2 separate regions of the Homo sapiens genome follow, and region 2 is linked to region 1. Evidence: chromatin contacts called from ENCODE Hi-C or POLR2A ChIA-PET data. All regions are on one chromosome and are shown on one strand. Each heading gives the region's core, a stretch centred on a gene start or an enhancer-like site at or near the end of the contact. The rest is flanking DNA. Distances are from core to core; before and after follow the strand shown.

What was found. Hi-C counts contacts between places; a loop is a spot of excess contacts on that map. ChIA-PET counts read pairs that join two places held with the same protein, here RNA polymerase II (POLR2A). Pooled maps may share reads with other maps.
Region 2: a loop to region 1 is called in a pooled map, with 4 times the contacts of the local background. The contact joins the promoter of SURF4 here to the promoter of SPTAN1 in region 1. A Hi-C loop is called at or near these places in 5 of 50 pooled maps. POLR2A ChIA-PET finds 5 or more read pairs at or near these places in 2 of 52 experiments (CD4-positive, alpha-beta T cell and activated CD4-positive, alpha-beta T cell).

The regions. Positions count from the first base shown.
Region 1 is chr9:128,549,223-128,555,421 of GRCh38, forward strand. It overlaps SPTAN1 (spectrin alpha, non-erythrocytic 1), which reads left to right and starts at 3,365. Exons shown (of 57, transcript NM_001130438.3): 1 at 3,365-3,474. It overlaps LOC101929270 (a long non-coding RNA gene), which reads right to left and starts at 3,191. Exons shown (of 4, transcript NR_188457.1): 1 at 3,146-3,191. RefSeq lists silencers at 3,009-3,778, 5,328-5,622 and an enhancer at 5,814-6,199.
Region 2 is chr9:133,374,810-133,381,876 of GRCh38, forward strand. SURF4 (surfeit 4) reads right to left here and starts at 1,251. Exons shown (of 6, transcript NM_033161.4): 1 at 1,113-1,251. The coding sequence starts at 1,160. STKLD1 (serine/threonine kinase like domain containing 1) reads left to right here and starts at 1,557. Exons shown (of 18, transcript NM_153710.5): 1 at 1,557-1,751; 2 at 4,227-4,313. The coding sequence starts at 1,665. RefSeq lists silencers at 676-955, 966-1,205, 1,296-1,795.

The DNA of each region.
Region 1 (6,199 bases), core at 2,115-4,614:
TATATAGAACATAAAAAGTTTAACCTTTTTTTTTTTTTTGAGACGGAGTCTCAATCTGTCGCCCAGTCTGGAGTGCAATGGCGCGATCTTGGCTCACTGCAACCTCCGCCTCCCGGGTTCAAGCGACTCTCCTGCCTCAGCCTCCCGAGTAGCTGGGATTACAGGTGTGCACCACCACACCCGATTAATTTTTGTATTTTTAGTAGAGGCAGGGTTTCACCATGTTGGCCAGGATGGTCTCAAGCTCCTGACCGCAAGTGATCCGCCCGCCTCAGCCTCCCAAAGTGCTGGGATTACAGGCGTGAGCCACCAAGCCCTGCCTAACCATTTGTAAGTGTACAGTTCTGTGGCATTATGTACAGTCACAGTGTTGTGCAACCATCACCACCATCCTCTCCAGAACTCTCTTTCACCATCCCAGACGGAAACTTTCCCACTAAACAATAATAACCCATTCCTCCCTCCCCTCAGACCCTGGTAACAACAGTTTTTTCTGTCTCTATGAATCTGACAATTTTAGGGATCTCATATAAGTGGAATGGTCATACAGTATTCATCCTTATGTGTCTGGCGTATTTCACTTAGCATAAAGCCTTCAAGGTTCATCCAGGCACTGTGATTTGAAGAGCTGTGTTATTTCTTGCCAGCTCTGACACTGCAGAATGTCATATGGGAAGTGCAGTCCACTTGCCAGCATGACTCTTCCCAATCAGCTCCCTTCTAGGGAAGAAAAATAGTGGAAGTGCTTGCCTGTTATCTTTGCAGGGGGTGAGACAGGGTGTGGAGGGGAGGGGAGGGGAAGGGGTCTCTCCCAGGGAGAGTGGGCAAGTGACTTTCCCTGGCTGGAACATATGGACACATCACCACAATTAGTGTGTTTTCCAACAGTTGACCTTTTCAACAACCTGAAAAAGTATTGGGACTATCTAGACGCTTAAGCTTAGGGTGCCTATCAAACCTTCTGAGGATTGCTGAAACTAGAAAAAGGAGTTGAGAATTCAGTCCAACCCTCTGCTTTTTAGGAGGCCAGGAGAGGTGTGACTGAGAACATGGAGTTGATTGGTTACAAAGTCGTTACACTGTCCTGTGCTTTTTCTGTTGTTGTTTTTTCCCCCAGCTTTCCACACCTACTAGGGTGTTAGGCATATGGTGAAACTGGTGGGAGGTGAGGTAGGCAGACAACAGAACAGTGAAGAATGGCTGGTTTCAAGTGCCAAGTGCAGAGAAGGCAGGGTGAGTGGGTGGGAGGTGGAGAGCGCTGGGGATACTGTTTCTTGGTCATGTCTCAGATCACACAAAGAATCAAATAAGATTTTAGTTTCTCTATCAATACAGAGCTCTCTCTTAGGTCTCCATTTTGCATCCAGCAAAAGCAGCAGAACCCCCAGTTCACTATGGGGCCAGGGTGATTTAATAGAAAAACCCTCCCTTTTGAACAGCTCCTGCCCCTCAGTCCCAAGGTGCTTTCTTTGCTGGAGCAGAAGGTCTTGGAAATTTTAGGGAGCTACAATTGTGTTAGCCATTTTGTACCCAGAGCTGAATATCTGATCAAACATTTTACTGCAACCTGCTGGAGAAGAGGCCACGGATACCATCAGCTGTTCTCAGAAATGCACACTCCAGGGAGGAGTTGCTCAGCGCTGTTTTCTCTACATAGAAGATTGCAGGAAATGCCTCTCAGCTCCTACGTTTCTCCTACACAGATTCTCTAAAGCAGCTTCTGGGGTGTGGTCACTGCTTTTCTCTCCACTCCAATGGAGTGAGTGGGTAGGGAAATTTTTCCTCAGTATCATGGCTACAGCCAGGACAGCTTAGAAACCGTATTGCAGGTCCCAGGCACGGGGAAAGAAGCCAAACTGCAGAGGGCCAGGAAGCTCAGGGCCAGGTCTGGGCCCAGATTCTGGTGCAGTGTCCAATGACTTTATATTTATTTAAAGAGGAGAGCTGCTTGGTAACCAGGAGGCTGAAGCCTTCCTAAGCTGCAGAGCTCCCCGTCTGCCTGACTGCACAGGAATGATCTGGGTGTTACTCCCAGTGGCTGCGGCCCAGCTGTCACCGGAATGGGGATAGGGAAAGGGCTTCCTAATCCAGGGCTTCTGGCTACAGAGTTTAGAGCCAGGACCTTAAACTGCTAGGACTTTAAGTATCAGAAATTCTGAGAATCTTATTTTTCTCTTTCTGCACCCCAGCAGCCACCCGCATCAAAATGCCTCCCTTTCCTATTTGAAGGCAATACACATACGGTTGCAAAGGGAAGGTTCTGACTGCTGAGATGTAAATCCTAGCTCTTCCAATTGGTAGCTGCCTGACCTGGGCCAAGAGACTTAGCCTACATGAGCATTATGTAAGAGTGCCCATTTGTAAAATGGGAAAACATCTCATAAAATTATTGCAAAGATTAAGAAATGAAAAGGTAACACGAAATACTTAGCATAGTGCCTAGTACACAAGGCAAGTTCGATTAATTGTGCCAGAAAGAACCTTAATGTCTTGTTTATGAAATAGGATGAATGTAGCCTATTCCACTGGCGACCTGTGAGAAAGCTTTTGTTGCAGGAATGTAAGAAATTATTATTTTGCCGCTGCCGTTTCCTCCCCCATAATCTCCAAGAACATAAGAAATTAACTCTCCAAATCCCAGAATGACAGCTTTATGCCCCAAATTAGTCGACTTAATTTTTTTTCTGATTCGGATTTGGCCTTTTCCTCTCACCACCTCCTCAAACCCGGGGCCCCAAATCATCCGCGTCTTCTTGACCCCAGCCCCCACCGAATTAGGCTGACTTGGGACCCCAGCGCCAGCCTCCTCCTCGGGAAAGTGAGCAGGAAGAGACGCACTCGGGTGATCTCACCCTTTGGGACTGGGCGTTTTTCCGGCCGGGGCGCGCAGCATCCCCAGCCAGACTGCAGCGATACCCCCGCCCCGCCCTTCTCCGCAGTCCTGGAAGAGCTCCCAGGGCGGAGTGGTGCGATGCAGACGACTGTCCGCAGGGCGGGCGGTGGCGGGGCGCAAGCTGCGGGGAGGGAGGTGAGGCGGGAGCGTCTCTACCGCCAGGGCGTAGGCAGTGACCTCACTGCACCATCACCCCTCACCCCTTGCGCGCGCCCCATTTCCCCATCCTCCCGCGGCCCGCCCCTCGCTCACCTCTTCCCCCGCATTGTCGCTTCGGCTCCTTCCGGGATCGCTCGGCCCTTTCCGCCGGGCGGTCGGGCGGCGAGCCGGCGGGAGCACCGCCCCCTTTGCTCCGCCGGCGCGCTCCCCCACCCCTCGCGCAGCGCCGGGGCGCTTCCCCCGGCGCTCGCGCCCGCCCGCCGCGGGAGCGCGCGTAGCCGCTTATAAAAGAGGCGGGGCGCGCGCGTCGCCGCCACTACCCGCTGCGGAGTGAACGGTGTGGAGCGGAGGCCGCGGAGGCTCCTCGGTCCTTCAGCACCCCTCGGCCCGACGCACCCACGCCCCTCACCCCCCGAGAGCCGGTGAGAGGGGCAGCCGGGGAGCTCCGGGAGGGAGCGGGGCCCCGGGCAGCCGACCCCCGGGTGGGAGCTGGGCAGCTCTTCAGGCGGGGCGGGGCCGGCGCGCGGACAGGTGAGCCGGGCGGGCCGCGGGGCTGCCTCCATTCGGCTGAGTGGGGGAAGCCGCTGCCGCTGCTTTTGTGGCGCGTGGGCTGCGGAGGAGCAGCCGGGCCGAGGCTCGGCGCCGCCGCTGGAATGTCACTGACGGGGGGAGGGGGCGCGAGGCCGCCGGGTCCCTCCCAACCACCCCCAAGCCTGGCTGCGGCGCGGCCCTGCCCTGCCCCATCCGGCTGCGGCAGGTGGGTGGGGGCTCCCTCGTCGGGATCTTCGCCAGCCGCCTCCCTGCAGAACGCTCCCCGCACCGCCCCCGGTCCCTTCCCTCGGCCGGGAGCGACTTCTGCAGCTCGTTCTTCCGAATCGCACCAGCAATGCCGGCCAGCCGTAGAGGGAGGAAGAGCCCGGGGAGCCCGAGCATAGCGTAAACGGCTCTCTGACCTTAATTTCATCCTGCATGGCGAATCTCTGCCGTCTCTCTGAACGCAGAAGGGTCTGAGACTGGCCGTCTCCTTTTCTTTCCTTGTAATAAACATTTTTCTTTCTTCCTAGTTGTGATTTGCTTGTAAATAATAGGTAAATGCAGTGCTTGCATGGTATGTGGCTCAAATCAAATAACTTAATAGCTTAGCGTTCTTGTTTGTGTGTGTGTTTCCTGGGACTGGGTCTTTCGAGTCGAGATACAGTGTCAAAAATTCTACCATACCACTGTTGAATGATAGAACAGTCTTTTGTTTGAAAGCTGTCCCTGAGAATTTGATTAGACGCTTCCCCTAGAACATCGCTTTCAAAAGTCTCTGATGTACTAGAGTAAAATATATTTTAAATAAGCGCCTTGTTAAAAGTTGAATATGTTTTAAATGAAAAGCCTAAATAGCTCAGAAAGCTGGGTTGAGATGATGCTTGAACTGTTCCAACATCTAATCAGATCTCTTTTATATAATAGATCCTAAAATATTTAAGCCCTTTGTTCTGTCTTCATCATGTTATTTTAGAAAAACTTACCATCATGGCTGTTCGGGAAGAACAGGAGAGAGGCCATATGAAGTATTTTCATAATGTGTTGAGAAATTGCGTCGTCATAGCAATTGGCCTTAAGTAAAACAGAATGTATCAAAGATGGAAGGGTGGGGGTGTCTTGGAGCCAGGAAACAGAAAATCTTGGAAATAGCAGGAGGAACACTCAGCTATATGAAGCCATTGAGTCAAGGTTCCGACTCCTTAACTAGTCGTTTATTTTCCCTTTCATTGCAGCTAACTAATGTCTTAGATTTTGAAAGGTCAAATTGAATGTGCTGCGGAGGAAAAAAAAAGTGCTGCAGTAAAGGCCTCTGTGCAGGAAATTAACAATAAGCCTTTTTTAGTAACTGGGCCAATAATTACTCAAAGGGACCCTCAAAGTGTGTTAACTGTTATCCAGGGACCTTGATGGAGAGACTGGAAAGGAGGATTTTTGCTTCATCCTGGACAAGTGTGAAGCAGTTCTTATGGCAAACCATCAGCCTAGTAACTGATTCTCTGATATGCTTTGGTCTTGGCAGTGTGTTTTGTAGTCATCTAATAATTGGAGAAATCTGGTATGTCACAGGCTGCAGTGTAAGCCTGTCAAGCAATATGATGAAGAGGTGCACATGGGGAGAGCTGTTTTAAGTATGTCTTTTGGTTCCCTGGGTTAGAATTTTTTCTGCTTTTTCTTACCTGCCTTCATCCAAAGTTGGGGGTCAACTGCAGATCCTGAAAAGTGGATCTCAGGAATAGTCCCCCATGTCCTGTCACTGCTGAATCTACACTAAGAATGGACAAGTGTGTTCAAGGCTGGCCTGCCTTTGTAATCAGTCCTCCGTGGGCTATGCAGGGATCCCACTAGTTACGCACTCATCTGTTGCAGCATATCAGCTGCGGCTGTACTGTAGAAGAATGCAACGCCCTAGTGGCAAATGCTGACTCCAGGAATGCGGAGGAGGAGGAGGACTGCATAGCTCATCACTGGGGGCCACTTGACTGGAGCAGCTGTGCTGCAAACCATCACCTCTCTTCCACCTTTTTTGCATATTCCTCTTGTACCAATTTTGAACAGGAAATAGTATTTTGTAAAGTAAGTGTACTGGCAAACTAGGCCCAAGTCAGATCTTTGTGGCTTGAGTTCTACTTTGTGGCAATTTCATGAAGTCATGCTCTTTTATTGCTGAATGGAAGGGGATTTAGGAATCATCTTGTCCTGGGATCCTCAGGAGGAAGGCATGTTTAGTTTGAAAAAGTATATTCGGTATTATTACTTTAACAAGTGGGGAAATTGAGGCCCCAAGGAGAATGAGACTTGACCAGGGCAGCATATCTAGAAAGTAACTGCCAAGACCTGGGAACCTTGGTTCTCCTTCCACATTTTAAATCCCTTGTGGGATTTAGACGCTATACAGAATGTCAGAGAGAAGACACTGAAAAAATATCTGAAATTGGATTTTTAATCTGTATTCATATTTTTTAAATAATCTGTTTTCTTCATGATTTTGTTCCGTTTGCCCTTAGAAGCTTGTTATCTTGCTCTTCCCCCTCCCTCTTTAGACTCCACATTCCTCCATCATGTTGTCATCGTTTCGTAAACGCAGAGTCCAGGTATTTGACGAGCATGCAGAAA
Region 2 (7,067 bases), core at 1-2,500, 4.8 Mb after region 1:
TTTTTTAAACCACACATATACAAGCCTTCCGATAAGTCTAGGCCTCAGAGTTTGATGACTCACTACCACCTCCAGAAAAATTTAAAAATTTAACCATCACTACTTAAAACTCTAGCAAAGCCACACGAACACATTAAGTAAACCGAGGAAAAAACGGCAAGTGGGCCACACAAGGCTCTCCCTGCGGGGATAAGGCTGTTAATTTGTCGACATAACGGGATTCTTTTAGAAGTAAAAGGCATAAATCTGCGTAACCACCACCACCTTTTGTTTTTGTTTTTTTGTTCTGTCAAGCTTAATCAAGAAAGAGGGAAGGGAGTTGTGTCCCTTCACTTTGTAGGATCGGATCCTGTCCACCCAGTTCCCGAATGCTCTCAACAGTTACCCAACCGCCTGTTTCAAAGGCTTCCCTGTTGCTCAGAATGCCACCTGGACACTTCTGGAAGGAGACTATCAGGGAGATAGGCTTCCCCTCCTCCCAGGCTGTGTACAGGTCCCCACTCAATCCAGCCCAGGGCAGAGTCCAAACGGGGAGGGAGACGCAGACAGGGTCAAAGGGACCCCAAGAGTCCAGCACATCTGGGAAAGAGAAAAGGAAAAGGTGCTGTGGCTTCCTGTAGCTGGGGCGCACGCCAGCGCGCCCCCTTTCCTCTGGGAGGACCCCCGGCCCCCGTTCGTCCCCGAGCTCCCAGCCCGCCTCCGGGAGCCCCAGTGAGAGGAAAAACGTGCGGGGACCCCCCAGCAGCTCCAAACGCCGAGGCGCTCCCCGCGAGCCTCAGACCCGACCCAACGCCAGGACTCGCGCCGCCGGCCCGGGAAGAAACCCCCACAGCCCGCGCCCCGGGCTGGCTGGAGGGTGGGGGCGGCTAGCCAGGCAGGGCGCCGAGGCCCGGGCTCCGGGAGCGGCCCAGCGGGCAGGGGAGACTGGGCCCGGAGGCCGGGTTTGGGGCTGTCCAGCCGGGACAGAGGGCCCGGGCGGGGGGGTCCCCCTGTGGGAACAAGGAGTCAGGGGGCGGCCCGGGCCTGGCGCCCTGCGCTGGGAGGCCGACTCCGGAGCGGCCCGGGCGGCCTGGGTCGGGACCGGGGCCGGGGGAGGAGCCCGCAGGCCGCACCTGGTCGGCGAAGTCCTCGGCCGTGCCCATCAGGTCGTTCTGGCCCATGGCGACGGCGGGAGGCTCGGCTCGGCTCGCTCGCTCGCTCGCTGGCTCTCGCCCGTCGGCGCCCGCACCCGCTGCGGCCTCCACAGGAAGTGCCCGGCGGCCGGCCTCGCTCCGCGTCGGCTGCGGCTCCAGCGGCTGCCACGTAGGCCAAGCCTTAAAGGGGCCGCGCGCCGCCCGGGCCCGCCCCGGTGCGTCTTAAAGGGGCCACGCGCCATCCCCAGCCTCCCGACCCATCCGCTCGAAGCCACGCCCGCCGCGCTCGACGCCACGCCTCTCACGCTGGAGGCCCCGCCCGCCGCGCGCAGGCCCTGCGGTCCCTCCCGGCCCGGCGGAACGCGTCCCTTTTAAGGGGGCGGGGACCTGGGGGTCTGGGGCCAGCGCGCGGGAGGGACGCCTGAGTGCCTCGAGGGCGCCGTTCGGGCGGGGAGGATCCCGCGGGTCCCACTGACCCACGCGGGGTGGGGCCAGGGGTGGACGCTCGCCCGTACGCGGTCGCTACTGATCATGCTTGGGCCAGGGTCCAATCGCAGGCGCCCCACGCAGGGGGAGCGAGGCCCAGGGTCCCCCGGAGAGCCCATGGAGAAGTACCAGGTGCCGAGTGTTCCCTGCGGGGAGGCGGGAGCTCCGTGGGGTAACGGTCGCAACCCTGGAGCTACGGCCGGCGGTTCCGACCGAGGGCGGCGAGGGGCCCGCGCCCTGGCCAGTGTCGGCCTGCAGCTCCTAGGTTGAACCCGGGGGGCCTCCAACGGTGACCTCCTGGGTGCCCTTTGCCACTCAGTTTCCCCCTTTGTGAATTGACTAAGGATTCTCCAGCCCTGGCTGAGTATTTGAGGGCGTGGGGCAGCTCCTCTATCCTTCGTGCCTGGGGTCTGTGCGCTTGGGTCCACCGAGGCAGGACCCCCGGGAACATCCCGAGTACATAATTGGGAGCCCCCAGTCCCCTAAAAACACCCCTGCAGCGTGGGTCTGTGAAAATGTTTGAGACCTAAAAAATTCACAAAACACAAAAGGAAAGCTGCAAAATAAAAGTAAATGTTTAATTAAATGCTTCTATACATGATATATACACTTTATTAAATGTTAGATTCAGCATTTGTGAAAAATGCATTCGCTTGGAAACAGTTTGCGGGTTAGATTTTTGTCACTTTGGAAGAATTGTCTTTGTGTGAGAGGACTATAGGGCGTTGCCAGAGGTGAAGCAGATGAGCTTCTGGTGGCCAGATAATTTTTAAAGTAAAGTTGTTTTTCAGATTAAAAAAAAATAGACGTTTCAGGAATATACCTGCTTTTGGAAAAAAAAATAGACTTGATTCGAGATACGGCTCCATTTTACTGTTTAATTTGCTGCCTAAGCTTGAACGCTCTCACACCAGCTCTGCCCTCAGCCCGCTGTGGCTTAGAACAGCAGTCCCTGGCCGGGCTCGGTGGCTCACGCCTGTAATCCCCAACACTTTGGGAGGCCAAGGCGGGCGGATCACCTGAGATCGGGAGTTCAAGACCAGCCTGACCAACATGGAGAAACTGTCTCTACTAAAAATACAAAATTAGCCAGGTGTGGTGGCGCATGCCTGTAATCACAGCTACTCGGGAGGCTGAGGCTGGAGAATCGCTTGAACCCAGGAGGCAGAGGTTGTGGTGAGCCAAGATAGCGCCATTGGACTCCAGCCTGGGCAACAAGAGCAAAACTCTGTCTCAGAAAGAAAAAAAAAAATAGCAGTCCCCAACCTTTTTGGCACAAGGGACCAGTTTTGTGGAAGACAATTTTTCCACAGATGGAGGCGGGAGGATGGTTTTGGGATGATTCAAGCACATTACACTTAGTGTGCAGTTCATTTCTATTATTATGTTGTAATACATAATGAAATAATTACACAACTCACCATAATGTAGAATCAGTGGGAGCCCTGAGCTTGTTTTCTTGCAACTAGACCATCCTCTCGGGATGATGGGAGACAGTGACGGATCATCAGGCATTTGTTTCTCATAAGGAGCATGCAACCTGGATCCCTCACATGCACTGTTCACAATAGGGTTCACACTCCCATGAGAATCTAATGCTGCTGCTGAGCTGACAGGAGGTGGAGCTTGGGTGGTAATGCGAGCCATGGGGAGCGGCTGTAAATACAGATGAAGCTTTGCTCCACTGCCTGCTGCTCACCTCCTGCTGTGCAGCCTGGTTCCTAACAGGCCACGGACTAGGTTGGGGACCCCTGGCTTAGAATATCCAGTGTCATGAGCAGGCTGCTCACAAGGCTGGATTACAGACTCCTAAGACTTTTATGGGCTCCGAGAGTCCCTAGGCTCAGGCTTCCATCCTCATATCTCCTCCTCTGGGTCCTGCCCTCCCTCCCCCAATCCTCTGATGAATGTCAGCCTCCAGCAATCCCCGGCCCAGCCCCCTGCCCCATAGCACTTGGTCTCTGCACAGAGTTCTGGCTTGGTGGCCATCTCTCCAGATTTGGCTCAAATCACAGGCTCTAAGATCAGACCCCCAGAGTTACCCCAGGCAGTGTCCTGCTTTCTAGTGACATAGCCTCAGGCAAGGACCTAGCTCCTTGTGCCTCAGTTTTCCCCAATGTAAACACAGAGGTAGCAATGGTGTCAACTGCAAAGGGTGGCTGTGAAGTGCTTGGCACCATGCCAGGCACACAATGGCTTCCTGATTGTACCAGTCACAAGATTGGTTACTTTCTTGTTGGAAACCAGTTGGGAGGTGGATGCTGGAAGTTGAGGTCACAGAGGTCTATAGAGAGTGAATAAGCCCTTTTTCTCTGGGAGGTTCTTGCACTTGAGTGCCCAGCTGGTCCTCATTGCAGGTTGGGGGAGGGATACAGGGTTGTAGAAGAGCTCCAGAATCGGCCCCAAATAGGTGAGATCAGAGTTCTGCCATTGAAAGGCTTCTTGCCCTCCTTGGGCCATTTCCTCTATTGCAAGATGGGGTGGAGCCACTTGCTCTGCCAGCCTGACAGGGGAGTTAGCAGGGCCAGAAAAGGAGTTGGAGCTGGGCTTTTGGAAAGGGAAAAGTTGTGTGCATTTCCTGAAAGCTTCTCTCTTCCTTGCTGATAGGTTTTGTACCAGCTGAATCCTGGGGCCTTGGGGGTGAACCTGGTGGTGGAGGAAATGGAAACCAAAGTCAAGCATGTGATAAAGCAGGTAAGAGGCCAAGCCTGTGCATCCCATGCCGGGTGGTTCTGTGACTGTGATTTTCCCCAATACAAGCTCTTCCCATGTTGGAGAAGCTTCCTGATGCGGCAGCTGGATTCCTCGCTGCTGACACTTGCGGAGACTAATCTGGTTGGGGTAGATGTGGGGGTGCGTGAAGCTCTGTCACCTTGATGGGGAAGCAATGCTAATTTTTACTCCAACACCACCACCTCCCACCATTTACGCATCACGTGCTGTATGCCAGGCACTGACTCACTTCATCTCCCGTCAACCCTGTAAAGCAGAAACAATGACCCTGTTTATAGCCAAAGACAGTGAGGCTCAATGCAGCGCCAGACTAGGCAAGGTCACACAATTTCCAAGAGGATTTGAATTCAGGCCACCTCACTGGGGGACACCGTGCTACCCAGTGCTGGGTCACCAGTTTTACCAAAAGGGAGCCAGGCCCAGAGAGGATGGGGACTGGCTCAAGGTCACACAGGGCTAAGGTCACACACCAGGCCCTGAGCCCTTCCACCACACTCCTCACCAGGGCTAGCAGGGCATGGGGAGGTGTAGGCCTGCAGGAAGACAGCCCTTTGTGTGTCCGAGACAGGGAGGTCCAGATCAACAGAGGGACTAGGGTGAGAAAGCTGCTGCAAGAGTCCCTGGCATGCCCTCCTCTCTGTGGTGGTGGCAGGGACCCAGCAGGTTCAGGGCTGGCCATACAGCGGGAGGAGCCTTGTCAGCAGCTGCTACTGGGCCAGGCCTCAGTCCGTACAGCTCCGCAGTCTCACCCTGTATGGCTGGGCCTGGAGTCCTTGCCCCTGCCCTGCTCCCTTGCTGGCTGGCTGTGGGGTTGGCCCCCTTGTCTCACAAGCCACTGGGGCAGTGTGGCTGACTGCCCTCTGAGCAGTTAAGGAGCTTTTTTTTTTGTTTGGAGATGGAGTCTTGCTCTGTCGCCAAGGCTAGAGTGCAGTGGTGTGATCTCAGCTCACTGCAACCTCTGCCTCCTGGGTTCAAGCAATTTTCCTGCCTCAGCCTCCCAAGTAGCTGGGACTACAGGCACACGCTGCCACGCCCGGCTAATTTTTTGTATTTTAGTAGAGACAGGGTTTCACCGTGTTGCCCAGGCTGGTCTCGAACTCCTGGAACTCCTGAGCTCAGGCAGTCCGCCCGCCTCGGCCTCCCAAAGTGCTGGGATTACAGGCATGAGCCACCGCGTCCGGCCTGAGGAGCTTTTAAAAATGTCAGCCATGACTAGGCATGGTGGCTCATCCCTGTAATCGCAGCATTTTGGGAGGCCGAGGCAGGCAGATCCCTTGAGGTCAGAAGTTTGAGAGCAGCCTGGCCAACATGGTGAAACCCCATCTCTACTAAAAATACAAAAATTAGCTGAGCATGGTGGTGGGTGCCTATAGTCCCAGCTACTTGGGAGCTGACGCGGGAGAATTGCTTGAACCCGGGCGGCGGAGGTTGCAGTGAGTCGAGATTGCGCCACTGCACTCCAGCCTGGGTGACACAGCGAGACTCTGTCTAAATTAATTAATTAATTAATTAAATTAAAAATAAAAATATCACCCAATTATTTCTAAATAAAAATTGGGGAAAGAGAGTGTAGGTAGGAGTTTATGGGTTCTTCCAGTCTTTTTTCCTAAGCGTTTGTAAACTTTTTTGGATTCAGGAGAATGGTATCGTTAAAGTTGATAGCATCCTTTTTATATTGCAAACATAGTTTCATGTCATTCCCACAGCCTCCTCCTCTCTTGGCTCTGGCAACTGTGTGGCCTCCCGTCTTGCTTGATGTGCTGTAACTAACCCAAGCCATCCCTATCACATGGGCTGAGCATTGAGCTTGTTCTCAATTTTTCACTTTGTGTAAACAGCTCTGATAAAGATGCTTATGGCATTATGGTTTTGTTTGTTTTTTTGTTTTGTTTTGTTTTGTTTTGTTTAGCATCCATGATTTCCTTAGGAAAAATTCCTAGGAGTGAGATTTCTGGGTCATACGATGTAACTTTTTTTTTTTTTTTTTTTTTTTTGAGATGGAGTTTTGCTCTTGTTGCCCAGGCTGGAGTACAGTGGTGTGATCTCAGCTCACTGTAACCTCTGCCTCCCGGATTCAAGCGATTTTCCTGCCTCAGCCTTCCTGAGTGGCTGGGATTACAGGCACGTGCCACCACATCCAGCTAATTTTGTATTTTTAGTAGACGGGGTTTCTCCATCAACATGGAGAGGATGGTCAGGCTGGTCTCGAACTCCCGACCTCAGATGATCCGCCTGCCTCGGCCTCCCAAAGTGCTGGGATTACAGGCGTGAGCCACCCCACCCAGCCGCTTTTTTTTTTTTTTTTTGAGACGGAGTCTCACTCTTGTTGCCCAGGCTGGAGTACAATGGCGTGATCTCGGCACACTGCAACCCCCTTCTCCCAGGTTCAAGTGATTCTCCTGCCTCAGCCTCCGAAGTAGCTGGGATTACAGGCATGTGCCACCACGCCCGGCTAATTTTGTATTTTTAGTAGAGACAGGGTTTCTCCATATTGGTCAGGCTGGTCTCGAACTCCCAACCTCAGGTGATCCGCCTGCCTCGGCCTCCCTAAGTGCTGGGATTTCAGGCGTGAGCCACTGTGCCCGGCCACAATGTAACATTTTCAAGTCTTTCCATGTTTTGGCCAACTTCACCTCCTCATATGCCCCCTAGGACAGGAGGAAAGGAAGACAGGAAGGCTCACTCAGTGTCTTTGCCCTGGATTCCACGGGACAG